Linked DNA regions of Homo sapiens: region 2 is linked to region 1. The links are chromatin loops, found by intact Hi-C in ENCODE. Cell type or tissue: A673. All regions are shown on one strand.

What was found. A loop is a pair of places that touch in the nucleus more often than their neighbours do. Peaks named below come from ENCODE experiments on the same cell type or tissue, not always from the same donor. Only the 100,000 strongest peaks of a DNase experiment are listed, where the experiment ranks them.
Region 2: a loop joins it to region 1, with 6 times the contacts of the local background. A loop is called at or near these places in 7 of 110 quality-filtered maps.

What each region holds. Positions count from the first base shown.
Region 1 is chr7:13,977,335-13,985,334 of GRCh38, forward strand. ETV1 (ETS variant transcription factor 1) reads right to left here. Exons shown (of 14, transcript NM_004956.5): 6 at 93-146. Among named protein-coding and RNA genes, the nearest start is that of ETV1, 8.3 kb to the right of the region's middle. RefSeq lists an enhancer at 7,712-8,000. In A673, no CTCF peak of the experiment used is centred here; DNase peaks (open chromatin) are centred at 2,937, 3,337 and 3,927; H3K4me3 peaks cover 4,837 bases; H3K27ac peaks cover 6,507 bases.
Region 2 is chr7:14,688,625-14,696,624 of GRCh38, forward strand. DGKB (diacylglycerol kinase beta) reads right to left here. Exons shown (of 26, transcript NM_001350709.2): 9 at 5,451-5,570. Among named protein-coding and RNA genes, the nearest start is that of DGKB, 210 kb to the right of the region's middle. In A673, a CTCF peak has its summit at 3,198 (motif pointing left); a DNase peak (open chromatin) is centred at 3,177.

The DNA of each region.
Region 1 (8,000 bases):
GACACTGGACGTGAAAACCAACCAAAGAGAAAGAAGAAAGAAGGAAACCAGAAAGACAGAAAAATACAAGAGATGAGTCATACTATACTTACAACTTTCAGCCTGATAGTCTGGTACAAACTGCTCATCATTGTCAGGTACCTGAGCTGAAGAAGAAAAAGAAAATTAAAAAAAATTAAGAGAGAAACTGCCAAAAGCATAAGGAATGTCAAGTAAAATCTGTCAAGTAAGATCTTCTTGGGCTGAGATCAAACCTATGATTATTTGCCAATGAGCTCCTATTTAAAATGGTATTGACAACACTACTTAGGAGGAGAAATGGAAGGGGATCATTGATGTCACCTAGGAACCATATATATGTCAGAAATAGGATGATGGCAGGTGTATTCCCTCCGAATTTCACCTGCCAGATGGAAATAAAAGAGATGCAAAATAAAGAAAGCTATAGAATTTCCATTTCCTGCAGTTTTTTTTCAAGAATAGAGCAAAAGCTATTTCAATTCACCCACTGCCAGTGTGTAAGCAGCCCACTTAAATTAACCACACAATTATTTTAAGTGATGTGCAGTTATCACACACGTCTCTCTGCTTTTTTAGAAACGTCTGCTGGTATGTTCTCTGTCCTGCAAAATACACCATATTTTAAGATGCTTGCACTGAATTTTGCCAAAGTATGCTACAAAGGTTTTTAAATGGAAGAATGGTCCTTGATTTGGCTCATATATAATAAAGTATTATATTTCAAAGATTATATTCACATTAACAAAATAACAAACAATAACACAAATGTCATCTTTTCATTCAAAATATTTTCCTGGCAACTACTAGGCATTAACAAAAAGAATATCACTAGTTCGTCAGTCCTCATGTCAAAAGACGTTCCTATTTTTAGTCAAGGAAAAATACTGAATAGCAAGGACTTAATGCATTTGGCAGCAATCAAAACACAAGTGCATTTTTCACTTCTAAAATGTTTTCATCACAGTTGATTTAGACATCGAAGTAACCTATTCCAAACTGAATATTAGTAATAAGCTTTCACAAACACACATAAATACATGCAAACACACACACACACACACACGCCCAAAAAATAGAAGTTAGGTTACTTTTAATTTGATAAAAATATAATGAATTATCATCCTAATTAACTTTAGCTGTCATTTGACTAGGTAGTATTACTTCATTAGTGTTACGTAATACTGAAACTTTTTTATCCAGCCAAGTCATATTTAAATAGACGTTAATTAACTTTCTTAAATGAGCCTATTCTGCATGAGGAATGCTTATTAAAATAAACAGTCTCTTTTGAAAATGCTTCAGGTTGGTAACTGAATGGCTTAAGAAAAAAATCTACATAAAAAGGAATTCTACATTTTAAAAAAATTTTATATAAAAAAGAATACAATATACAGAATTAAAGTTTCTTTTTATTAGTTTAATATTATTCTTTAAAAACAGACATTTGGCTGAATAAAATTTACGTTATATTATGAAGAGCATAAGAATCTGATAATTGTGCCTGTTATAAAAACGTATGCAGTTTGACATTCAACTGTTTTCTAACAACTCTCTTCTGTACACCAATAATTAACCTTATTACCAATGCACTCTACCCCCGCTACCAAACAAAATCAAACAAATTAATAATTTTTTCAAGTTTTAACTGATACCTATTTGATCAGCCTATATTGCAAGGAGAATTTTTTTCTCTTCATATTGCTCCAATATCTGATACTGTGGGTAACAACTTCAAAGTTAGCAAACTGCAAATCTTAATTCTGTGACATGCTAGTTGTGCAACTTTGGTTAAGTTTCTGAACCTCTTAGAACTGAATTTTACTTATCAGTTTACTAGTGAAAATACAGTTTTTTGGTGAGGATTAAATGAAACAGTCTAAACGCAATGCCAGCTACTCAAGAAATGTTCCTTATTTTCTTCTTTCCAGTCCTCTACCCACCAACCCTTGTCTTTCAAGTCATCCACAAAAAAGTACATGTCATTACAACGCTCAGTTTAATATCTTTACTTCTAATGAAGTCTACTAGAGAGGCAACGAAACAGCTAAAATCTGTACATTAGCATTCTCTCAGCTATTAACACAACATATTTTTTTGACACTGCAGAAAAAAATGTTCTAAAAGATTCATAAATTACAAGGCGAAGGGTGTGCTTTCAAGTAAGTCTTCATATCAAAAAAATTACAAGTGTTTTAAATATATATTTAATAAATAACAGCAAGTACACAGATTCAAATCCTGCACATTTTTCCCATTATATCATTGTTTTGGTTTTCCCTCAGAATTAACAGCTAAACAGATATAACTATTGAGATGCAAATATATCAACCACAACAATTACTGGGCTTTTAAAAAGCCAACATTTATAAGAATCTAATAAAAATATAATATCCCTTTACAGGAAAAGTTAAAAATAGCTGGTGAGTAACAAAAGTATACTTGTAACTGAATATGATGGTATGAATGTTCTAAAGGTCTTTTGTTTGTTTTTGTAGCATCGTAAGCAGATTTGCAACTTCCTAATATATGTCACTGCAAGAGCAGCACAGACTCACTGATGGGTGTGTGATGTGTGCTGGAATATGTGTGAGGAAAAAAGGGCCAAATTTTAGGAGTAGAATAATCTAGAAGTTATACCTCGCAAATATACAGAAAATAGCTGCACGATAACAATCTGTAAAGAGTAAGAATAAGAATTCCTATTTCTGTTCTAACTCCTTAACATACTGAATAAATACTTCACACTTATTCCTGAACATATTACAGAATTTTAACAAAAAACATATGACTCACATTTTCACAGAAGCTAATCTTAAGAAACTGAATAGACCAAACGAAGCAGCATGCTACTTAAATAGACAAAGGCTTAAGTATACCTCTAATTTCAAGTTAGAGTAAACGGAAAGCAGTTAACTAAAAACACAAGTTGGATCTAGGCAAGGAAAATATGACAAAGTATTGCCACACTTGTATCATACATTTCCTTTTTTCTTCAATTCAGGGGAATACTGTGAAGGAGCAAACTGCAGCTGCCTGAAAACTTGCAGCAAGCCATACCAACTCCAAAGTTGAAAATTAACAATAGAGGTCAGCCTAAAAAAGCAATGTTTTTTCCACTACTATCTATTATAAACTGTGCTGGATATAATCACCTTTGGGGAATGAAAATGTTTCCCCACACTATGTAATTAAAGACGAAGGGGAAGAGGAGGAAAGGAGAAGGGGAGAAAGTATATACCAAAAGACCAATAAAATGCTTTCAAGGAGATTAAGCATGTGGATTTTATTGGTAATAGCTGGAGCGGCTCTATCAGTTCATTGCACGTTAATAGACCAGTTGCCATCAAGTCTCAGGATGTCGGCTTTAAAAGGGCAGTATCTGCACTCTCAGCTATTTGTTTTACCTAGATTATTATCCAAAGTTGTTTTACTGTTTTCTGTCTTTTTGCTACGTATCAATGCATATTATCAGAAAGAAATTCATAAAAATATTAATCATGACCTATATGTCACAAACTCACCAATTCTCCTTTTTAATTTTAATACTTTTCTTAACTAATATTGCCTTAGAGATGGGTAATTTTAAATATAGCTTGCCTTTATGTTATGCTTATTTTTAACTTTCAAATGAAATAATAATCATTACTTAAGAAAAAGTAAGCGATGAAAAAGTTTCCAAGGTTGGCTGCAGGGAAGCGAAAACCCTCCTATTCTTACAAACTATGTGCCTGTTGGGTTTTTTTTTAAAGCTAAGGAAAAAGTGGAAGAATTACAAATAAAACAAACGTCAAGTATAAAAGGGGTTAATATTTAATTAAAACCAGTTCTATCCACTGTAACAATGACCTGGAGCCAAACAAGGCGGAAGATGTATGAGTCATTCTTTCTGCCCGTGAATGAGACAGCTGATCTCCTCAGCAATTCCTCAAGACAAGCAGGCAGAACTGGAGTTCTGCCTCCATTCACAAAAACACAGTCCAGCATATGAGCCATGTGGCCCAACCACAATCTTTTCATGTCACACCCTTCCAGGGAGCTAAAGCAAGTAAACTTGGACTTGCAATATAAACACACCAATTTTATTGCTCTGTCTCAGAGCTCAGATCCATTAAAGGAACACATTTAAATAAATGACGTTTACAAAGTTACATACATACATACATACATACATACATACATATATATATATACACACACACAAATACATACATGCATCCTGCTTTACAGAGTAACTTGTTACAGAAACTTGCATGTATAAAACTAAGGAAGAAAAAAGGAAAAGACAGAAAGATGCAAAGAAGGTTTCAAGAAAGGGAAAAGAAAAACCATTACGGAAATGCCTTATTTTTCTTTTCTATTATCCAACTATTTTTATCATAAGAATACTGTAGATTGTTTGCTGAACTTTGTAGCATTTCTCTTTGAATCAAAGAGTTAGAAACAAATTTCTCATGAGAAATTTAAATTTTATTTCAAATAAGAAGTAAAAAAAGAAAAATCCACCTTCCTACAGTGGTATGCTGTTTAATCCTAAATTGAAGCTACAGGCCATGGAACAAAATAATCATGAGTCCACTAAGCTTGGTTTTATACCACATCCACTTTTAACATTAAAATGATTGTACAAATGTAAAAGCATTAATTATGCAGAAGTATAAACATATTTAAACATACAAAAAGGAGGCAACTTTCCAATGACAAAACACCTTTAATACTTGATCAAGGCATTATTTCCATATTTCTATATTCTTACTGTAACAGTAAAGTTTTAGTCGTTGTGTCAAATCAGCTTCAATTCCTAACTAAAACTGACCTGCAGTAACTTGAAAACTTAAGGGAAGCTCAGAGCCAACTAGCCGTTGTTTCTAGCCAAATATTTTCTCTAATGCTACAGAGGTCTGACTCTATTATTATTTTTTATTATAACATTATACACAAATCAAAGGGAATAAAGTTATACTACAAAATGTAACAAACTGCACATTTCCTATAACTGAAATAGAAAAGCTTAGCAATATTTTATTTATTAGGATCCTCTGGAAAAACTACACTATACTACACCAAATCCTATTTTTCTATTTTTAAAAAAAATTTCTATTTTGTAAATAAAACATGGATGAAAAAACATTTATGCAATTCCAATGAATGTTTAGAAATAAAATATACTTTATCTGCTGTCTTTAAGTCAAACTCAAATGGGAAGTCTTTCTCTCATATTTTAGATTATTTTCTAGCACATCAAAAAGAGGGGTGATAGCCCATCCTCTCCCCGCCCACACACACATGAAATTATTGTTGTTCAATTATAAGAGATTATATGGAGTTCTGTAATTCAATGCTTAATTCTAAATTCATGTTTTATGTAAACCACATAAAATAATGTCGTTTTTAAAGCCTTTAATCCTTATTGCACCAAGTGGGGGAAAATAATTCATGAGCACATAACCAATTTTATGTTCCATTAAAAAAAAGTAGGATTTCTGAAAAATAAAAATGAGTGTATTATGACTACTGTATATTGTGGATGACATTACACATAGTAAGTAACAATAGCACATATTACTTATGATTTTGAATATAAATTTACCATCAGCCATTAAAGCGAATTGAGGGGAAAGTAATGACATCTCTGCTTTTAAGTTGACCTGACTGTTGTTTGAAGGTCACATAAAACCAAAAGGAAAAAACCCTTATTCGTATGATGTAATAAGCTTTGCTGTAGAAAGGTTGTTCTTGCAGATAAAACTCCTACTCGAAGTGTGGAGGCAGCACTAAACTTGACTCAATACAAAACCACTGGAAAACATTTTACCCTGAAGACAGAGAATATTGTTGATGAAAGTGAACCTGAAAGAACATCTAGACCGGAAACAAAATAACAGTCAAGAGAGCAGCTACACATTTACATCAGATATATACTGAAAATTATTATTTCCCTTTAAGTTGTGTTAGTAGGTGAGCTTTAAGAAGCAAATTTGGAAGAATACAATCCTGTCTTAATTTTTTACATCTTTCTATTTTTGTTCTGGATACACAAGAGGTTCCATTTTAACTATGACTTTCAGGTTGTTAAGAATAAGACATCACCATGATGTTGATAGAATTGATATTTAAACTCATTATTTCATGGGATCAAATAATTGCAATTGCCTTTCTGTCAGTAGCAGTCTAATTTAAAAGACAAAGAATCAATAAAGAATTGCACATAGTAAAATTATAACATAAAGTGACTATGGCAACATTTTAAAATTGGCATATTCCCTGACTTTTTTTTTTTTTAACTACTGTGGTTACTGAAAACATTAACTTTGCAGTTTTCTTCAGAATAAGATAATTGTTTTAAACTGTGTTTAGATGTTAAAAAAAAAACCTTTAAATTGCAGTGTTATTTCTTGGGAAATGATATTAATGTAAAGTTATATTCTCCACCAACATATTTAAATCTCTGTATGGGAATTAACTTTCTTGGTAGAATGCAAGTATATTTTTACAGAGGACTTTACTGAACTGAAAATACTGGTCCCATCCCAACCCTCAAACAGTCCTGCCTTATCTATTCCAACTTCCCCTTAGAAATAAAAGAAATTTTATAATCCATAATAATTACCCATGACTAATCCATATGTTGCATTTGGGGTAAAATTTATGAATAGTCTTACAGAAAAAAAAAAACTAAACATGCTAAGATATCATTTCACAAATATTTGAGGACTTTTATAATTTTTCAAAAACACAATTATCATATGACATATGACAACTAACTTGACTCTTATGTCTAATAAGGTTTTTAGACCTGTTTAACTTCCCAGTGGAATTCTAACTCATGCGAGAAACTTGATTAACTGCCAATGATCTTTTTTAAAAGGGTCAAGATGTCTTAAAATTCCATGGTCACTTTCTTGGCTATGGAGCATTATGAAAAGAAATATGTAAACGGTTCATGGTCTGCCAATTTGGCAATGTTTTAATTTCTGGATGTCCAGAAAGACATAAATGGACACATCTCACTACAAATAAACTAGGGTAATTTGGGGATCTCTTCTTAGCTAATACCGTTCAAGAGGTGGGATAAGTCAAGTTAAAATATCAGTGCAAAATAATATATTTAATTTCTCAAAACAAAAAAAAAGTGGAGTCTAGAAACAAGAAGTTAAAAAGATCTCTTTTCTCACTATTAGGTTTTAAACATCACGTTAACAACTTTTTACTTACATCGTGATTAGATAAATTAACGTAAACTGTTTTGAAAACGCTTAAATTATTCTAAAATGAAATCTTATCCATAGTTTGTAAATAGTAGTCCACCTGGGAATTCATATAAAACACTCATGATTAATTCCTGAACTTAATTGAAATTATAATTCTTTTCTAAGTAAAGGTCCATGTTCTTCCAAATACACTGATCATTTTCTAGGATTATTTTTTGTAGTGCTAAATCTTCAGGTTTGATTTACAGGTATGTTAATAATCCCGGAGAAAGACTATTCTCTGCAGAGTTTTAAAAGATAAATTTGGATAAATTATTGCAATCACTTATCTGAGCTACAAGACACAAAACAAGTAAGTCAAAAGTTAAAAAAAAAGTACTGAAACTGATTATAAAATGGTAAGAGTCTGTCACAGATTCCACATTTTAAAATTCCAGGAACAGAGTTGCTATGCACATTCAAAATCTGCCAGCAAGTGCACTGACTTGGAATCAATGAGATTTAAACATCTAAGAACCAACAAACCTTCCAGAACAATTAAAATAGATATTTTAAGTTATTTTGGAGAAGCAAATAAATTCTCTCATAAAGGTAATGTTCTCACAACCTTTGACTTTGCAAAACTAATAGGCATAAGTTAATACAAGAATCTCCATGCAAATTTTCCTTGAAAAACTTGTATCTGAATATGACTTATGTTGCAATAAAAAGTAATGTATTGCAGTAAGTTTCATTTACACAGACTAGCAAAATGATCCTTAAATATAGCCA
Region 2 (8,000 bases), 710 kb after region 1:
GAAGCTGTTCAGGTCCGTGTTTATGACAGATAAATGCTTAATGAATCCTAGGCTACTCCATGCTGAGAAGGAACTTTACATTTTCCCCAACTCTTAGTTGCCTACAAGGCAAAGGGATGTTTCAAAGGAAATAATGCTCTTCAGAACTTTTAAAACCTATTATCCTAGTGATTCTAAAGTTTTAGTTTTTCCATAAATAAAAATCATTATCCTAGTGATTCTAAAGTTTTAGTTTTTCCATAAATAAAAATCTTTATCCTAGTGATTCTAAAGTTTTAGTTTTTCCATAAATACTTCCAAGATCACATAAAATGTTCAAGTGAACTAGGGCTACTATAAATAATTTTTTTTCAGAAGACCTCAAGGAGAAATTTCATTGATGTCCTAACCCACATGCTTCTCTCCCCACACCTAGTTATGTTTCAACTGACTTAACTTATATAGAGAGAGAGAGGAGCTAATGTTACAAATAATTACTTCCAACTCATTAAATAACAAAGAACATTAAATTACCTTACTTTTTGTCCAAGGTCTCCAAAAAAAAAATTATGACAATGTGACAGAAACTCCTCTTATTTTTTTTTTTTTTTTTTTTTTTTTGAGAGGAGTCTCGCTCTGTCGCCCAGGCTGGAGGGCAGTGGCGCGATCTCGGCTCACTGCAAGCTCCGCCTCCCGGGTTCGTGCCATTCTCCTGCCTTCACCCACTGCGCCCGGCTAATTTTTTGTATTTTTAGTAGAGACGGGGTTTCACCGTGTTAGCCAGGATGGTATCACCTGACCTCGTGATCCGCCCGCCTCGGCCTCCCAAAGTGCTGGGATTACAGGCGTGAGCCACCGCGCCCGGCCGAAACTTCTCTTTTAGACAAAAAGATGAGCTCTATTAGGCCTGGGCAAAGAGAATGCAGAGAAAAGTTTTAAAATTCTGAGTGGAGCTGTCATCAACTGTTCATCTCCAGACCACACATTGTAAGGTCACCTGTCATTCCTGAGGCTCAAATGCAAAATCAACAGCAGGTTACACCACGTAGTCATTTTTCTTAAATGACACAATCTGGAATCTCAAGAATTTTTGCATTCATCTAGTTTTGTAACTGCTTTCTACATTGAGCAAAGTATAGACAGCAGAACAAAAACTCTTAACCAAATTAAAAACTTTTAAAAATCGATGTGCTGAACATCAGCTCCCAAAATATAATACATAGTCTTCTATTCTCCATCACTCAGGAATTTCATCAGAGAACACACTGCATATTACTTTACTGAGAGTCAAGAAAAAAATGTGTCTTAAACAATCTCAGTCAAAGGCAAAGTTTAAATGACCTATAAGAATTGAAGACCAGGATTTTTGGCACACATATAGTGAGACCAAAGTATAAACCATCCAGAAACCATGCAGGCTAGATGTGGGTACAACAATCCACAATAACAAGTTAAGGTATCGCTATTTCAAGCTAGTCTACTGCTTAAATGTACATTTCTCTTTTCCCTATAATATAAATTCAGGAATTTTCCTTGAAAAAATTAAATGACGATCCAAAGTTAGAGATTTCAGAAATTGAAGCCTTATTAATTATCTTGTTCATGCAGGAAAAGGAAATGTTCAAACTGAAAGAGTATTAGGAAACACTAACTTCTCTTCTTGGCTAACTTCTCGTTTTTCCGGAGACAGCAACTGCCTGGTATAAAAATGACCTAGTTAGTTAATAACAGAGCTAAGGTCTGTTATCTGATCAATTTGATGACGTTCACTGCTCCTATGCTTTCTGTCTATTAGTCCTCATGTCTTGCTGTGGTTGTCCGATTGTGCCAAGTAAAAGGTATTAGATTCCTTTCTTCCAAATGAATTAAAATAAATTAAAACTTTTTCTGTTTTTTAATCTGAGAAATGAGTGATAGAACAGATCAGCGGTTGGCAAACTATGGCACTGAGTCAAACCTGGCCAGCAACCTGTTTTTGCACATGCAGTTTTATTAAAACATAGCTTTTGTGGTTCATTTACATAATTTCTGCGATTGCATTTGTGCTGGAACAGCAGAGTTTAGCAGTTAAGGCGGAGACCTTATGGCCCCATAGCCAAAATTACTTAATATCTCTCCCTCTGCAGACAGTTTCCAATCACTGGAACAGAGTTTACCTCTATATAAAGTTATTCAACAAAAAAAGTGTTTTAATTACATTGGATTTTTTTAAAAAACAATTCTCCAATGAGATGAATTCTGAAGGAAGAATGAATAAGTCTCAGGTATAAATTTTCATTGTGGTAATCAGAATCACAAAGCCATCCAAATTCTCAATTTTCCTTCAAATCTAAGAGACACTAACACTCTATACCATTTCTGACCCATTCATCTTGTATTTTGTAAAGTTTGTAGAGCCTCTTGTAAGAGAAAAGATATGGCTCTTGCTCTCTGCTATTTGGTATAGAATCTGGTCCCCATCAACTCCATTTCTGATTTTGGTACCAAAATAGATATTCTTTAAAATAGACTAGTTTTTAAACTGCTGTTGCTGGAGAAAAATAAATTGCATTGAAATCGTAAATGTTGTGCCTTACATTAGAAGTGAAGATTACTCTCCCAGGACTACTTCCTTTTCTGTGTAATTTGACTAGGACACCACAGTCACTTTCAAATACACTGTGGTATTTTACATGCACCATCAATTAGAACCTACTCCCCGAGCTCATAATTGACAATAGACAATAACATATAGGACAACCTAACAAGACAAGCTTCACAACAAATGGCCAACTTCAAACTGCAGTATCTAGATTTTCAATTAAATAAGCAAAGGTGAGGGGATAGATTCATGGATCAAATTCTCTACAGGTAATAATGTAACACATTAACTGCCTACAGAAAGGAAATAAATCTCAATTGCTAAAAAAGGTTCTCATCACTCAGTTGTCTTGGTGTCATTCTTGCTTTTTAAAACAATTACCATGCCTTAGAATTCAACAGCTCTTTCTAACAAATAGATGCTGTATTTTGTGATCATTACACATGATTATATGGCTTATACATTTTATTAAAAGACAGCTTAAAATGTAGGTGGCTTACTTTTTTCACAAAAATGAAAGAAAAGGGAAATTTCTTCTTTTAAAGTTGTTCTTTACAGAGATGGGGTGGGGGGCGGAATTTAGTCTCAGATTTAAGGTGGTCTCTTGAGATTAAATAAGGTGCCTCTGCCATCTAGCGGCCGTCACTGGTAACACAACTCTGGAACACAGCTCTGATAGCTATAATAAAACCTTAGATTTCTCCTATTTAGCTCCAGACACTCCCTTTTACTAAAAACATAAAAAATAAGTTTACAAATACTATTAAAAAGTAAATTATGTACAGTTAATAGAGTGCACATTAAATGCATAGAATTGCCTTACAATTGAAATAATACTACACTAGAAACTAATGAGGTATTATATTGGTTTAAAATACTTTGAGTTAAATCATATAGATTTGTGGACTCTATTACCTGTGATAATTTTTATAACTTCACAAATATCTATATTTATAAATTAAATAATAAATAATATATCAGCAGTAGTTTCCAAAAAAAATCATCATTTCAAAAAATCTCTTGTGACATTTAAAATACGGGCAACTGACTGTCCCTTTCTGCACTTTTCTATCTCACCCTCGACTACCAGATGATTTACTTGCTCATTCCTGCATCTTCCCTCCTTCTCTCATCCTAGAATTTACATAGATGCTTAGAATATACAAAGTTTAGCTTTACAAACATAAAATGTCCTTCTCGGGAATCATTATTATTGGAATTTCCTGACTAAAGTTATCTGACAATTTTTCAGGATAAAGTATACATTAAACCTTAAAATGTCAACATTTTGTCAATTTTTCTTTTGTTTTCTCCCAGTAGTCTGATTTACATAATGGTTTTTGTCATAAGGTACATGAACAATTAAATAAATATTGATAATATAGAGCTAAATATGGTATTATAAAAAAATACTCAGTTATGTGTAGTATAAGAAATTCAGGTACAAGAAAATACTATTTCACAAAATTTTTAAGTGTAGAACTACATACTTATTAACAATAATATATATATTATATTTTGTTTAAATAAATTAGTTTAAGGGTAACTTTCCATATATCACTTATTAGTATTTTATTGTTTTCCATCCTCTGACCATGTCTTGGATCCCATGGGCCTCATGAAAGGTAAGCTTCAACTGAGTTTAGAAGAAATTTGAAGACCCAGGTAAAAAAGAAAACAAATAGTAATCTCTTGAAACCTATTATTTTTTCCTAAACTTATACATATTCCTTAACCCTCAGCTCATTTGTATATTCCTAAAGCCCATTTATATATTCCTAAACCCATATGTGCCAACATATTTTTATATATACTCATATGTTTCACAAACACAGACAGTAAGTTATCTTGAGAAATGACTTTTAAAAATTTGGTGTCTTGAATAACTATGATATAGTCTTGAATCTGTAAAAATATTTCAGCTGGTAATAAGAAGTATGAAGAGTTTTGGGTTTGGCAGCAAAGTGGTGAATACTATGGTCTTACACCTTAAAACTCTAAATATTACAATTTCATTGTTCTTTCCACCCCTAATGTTCTTTGAAATTAAGTAGACATGTTATTCTATACATAGTATATCTAATTATTGCATAACTATTAATGCTGAATTTAAAAATCTGGCATACACTATAGATTTCATCAGATTTTTAGAATAAAAATAACTGAAATCTGCTTCAAGTCTGGGTCAGCAAGATTTGCTTTCAAAGTCATTATTATATTACATTCTCATCTTAGGTTGATTTATTTTATTCCTTCACAATGGTATTTAATTGCAACTAGAGGAACTACTCCAAGAAAACTTTTGACAGGCGATAGAATAAGAACCTGGCTCCTGCTGATACAGGAAAAACTTACGTTTATTTAAGTTGGTGCAAAAGTCATTGCGTTTTCTGCCATTAAAGGTAATGGCAGAAAACGCAATGACTTTTGGCACCACTAATCTTTAAACCACTGGAGATATTTAACTGCCTCCTCCAAGTATCAGTTTTCAATAAAATAGATTACCTTTATAGGTAGGAGGAACATTGAAATAATGAAGCACCAAAAGAACTGCAAAATACAATAATACTGGAGAGCCTCTTGCTTTAGATAATATGAGGAGGTCAGTAACTTAAAAACACTAGATTGCACCTTCAACAGAGGAAAACAAAAGAGAGAGAATATATTTTTAATCCTGAAGTAATACCTGGAGTGAATCAATATGTGTGTGGCAAGTATTACTACACAAGGAGTTACTGTCAAATTGCACCGTGGCATACTTATTAAAAGTTCCAGGCACTCACTGCATGCTTAATGGTAGAAAATGGTCACATCAATCTGTAATCAAAATGTGTAATAGAGAGCCCCACTGACTCACCACCAGGCCACCCTCCTCTGTGGAAATGCTTACATTTTCTAAGCCCAGGAGCACAAGAAGTGGAATCGTTGTCATTCCTCCTTGAATCCATTCCTCCAGAGACACGGTTCCATCATGATCATAGTCAATTTCTTCCATCATTTCATGGAGGATCTGGAGTAGAGGAGATAAGGGAAAATTGGTGGTCAACCAATAAAATAAATTTCATAGGCTACAACATATGAAATTGTGACTAACAGCTAAGTGGAGAGTTGGGATAACTGTCTTGCTAACTCAGTACAACATTAATTCTATTACTGATGAAGAGCGACTTTGTTAGCATTTCTAAACCTGGCCACTTAACACTGATCACTTTTTAGAAATAAGTGCTTAACTTTTCAATATTTTTCCCATGAACAGCACAGCTAAAACAAGAAGAATCTTTAATAAGTGTGAAAGTGGTCTTTAATTACTTTCTTCATATTATTTTTTAGATTCATATATATGCCAGAAAATGTCTGAACAAATTAACTTCATGGCAAAGAGCTCATATAATTCTTTGCTAAGTAGTAAGGGGCGAAGGAATTTAGTTGCTTTTAATTGCCTATCAGAATTTAATAGAGTCGAGAAGTTAAAGGATCAAATCAAGTTTAATTAAACTTCGTTTCTAAAGATGACTTGCACGTAATGTCTTAAAATGTTCTCTGCAGTGTTTGTTTGCAATACATTTACCTCTCTGTGGTATGGTGGCAATATCAGTACTTACCTAGAAGGGCTGTTGTGAGGATTAAATAAGCTAACGTATTATAAGCAGACGAGCCCCTGGCATACAGAGTCAGAGTCATATAGTGTTGTTTGTGCTATTATTAATGGAAATTATATATAAGTTCCAAACATATTACCCTTGGTTGCTGGGAAAGCAAAGTACTTCCCATCTAATGGCGTCAAGATGGCAAACATGGTAAGAATTCTAATGAAGAAAGGAACTCACGTCTTTATATAATACAAAAATGTTAATCAATTTGGAAAAAAGAGAAATGCAGAGAGCATTGGAACAGAGATTGGAAAAGATGCAATGCATGAAATATTTGATTTGTTGGTAGAAGTATTGTCTGCCTAGACACTCTTGTGCTTGGTGTCTTCACTCAGGAAGTATTGTATTTGAAAATTAGATTATTTTTCTCCTCTTGCCTCTCAAGAGCTTGCTGATGAATTAGTAGAAATGTATCAATCATAAGAGAAATAAAACAATGACATTTGTTTCAGATGGGTGATGCTTTCCTTTTTGTACCTAATAAATCTCATGTTAAAGCCATCCTCTGACCGTGTCTCAAATCCCATGGGCCTCATAAAAAAATAAGATTGAACTGAGTGTAGAGCCTGAGTTAATTTGATAAAAACTTCTAGGGACGCTCCAGTCTTCCCTACTACTATTGTAATCAACCTCAAATGTTCATTTCTCTCTCTCTCTCTCTTTTTTTTTTTTTTTTTTTTTTTGAGATGGAGTCTCACTCTGTCGCCCAGGCTGGAGTGCTGTGGCGCAATCTGGGCTCATAGCAAGCTCCGCCTCCTGGGTTCACGCCATTCTCCTGCCTCAGCCTCCCGAGTAGCTGGGACTACAGGCGTCCGCCACTACGCCCGGCTGATTTTTTTTGTGTGTGTATTTTTAGTAGACACAGGGTTTCACCATGTTAGCCAGGTTGGCCTCAATCTCCTGACCTCATGATCCACCTGCCTCGGCCTCCCAAAGTGCTCGGATTACAGGCTTGAGCCACCGAGCCCGGCCCATTTCTCTTTATTTATATATGCAAACCTATGAGAAGCCTGCTGATGTGTACATTTGTTTACAATGAGAACTACTGAAGCCTTAGGCAAGATGACAAGGCAGTTCCCATGACAGCAGACATAATGTACAACTTTGTACCATTTCAGCTCCCTGGAATAGTAGCAGACTTATCAGTAACACACATGTCAAATAATGCTATAGTTTATTACTTGTATTCTCCATTCAATAATCTGACAAATACACTAGGTATTTGTTGTAGAAAGACTACTCAGCCACCAGCTTTCCCCTTCCTCCTAGCATCCTGATGTCCTTTTTCTCAAATCTACAAACACACCCCCCAACACACACACCAAAAATGCTTTTGTTGAGAAGTGTTAGTGCCCGCTGTTTAGAAACCTGAATGGAGGCCGGGCGCGGTGGCTCACGCCTGTAATCCCAGCACTTTGGGAGGCCGAGGCGGGTGGATCAGGAGGTCAGGAGATCGAGACCATCCTGGCTAACACGGTGAAACCCCGTCTCTACTAAAAATACAAAAAAAATTAGCCGGGCGCGGTGGCGGGCGCCTGTAGTCCCAGCTACTCGGGAGGCTGAGGCAGGAGAATGGAGTGAACCCGGGAGGCGGAGCTTGCAGTGAGCCGAGATTGCGCCACTGCAGTCCGCAGTCCGGCCTGGGCGACAGAGCGAGACTCCGTCTCAAAAAAAAAAAAAAAAAAAAAAAAAAAAAAAAGAAACCTGAATGGAAAAACAAATCCCCCTCCCACTCTCCATCTAATAACAAGCTGGCTTGATTGACAGATGACTAATCTGCACAGGTAGAA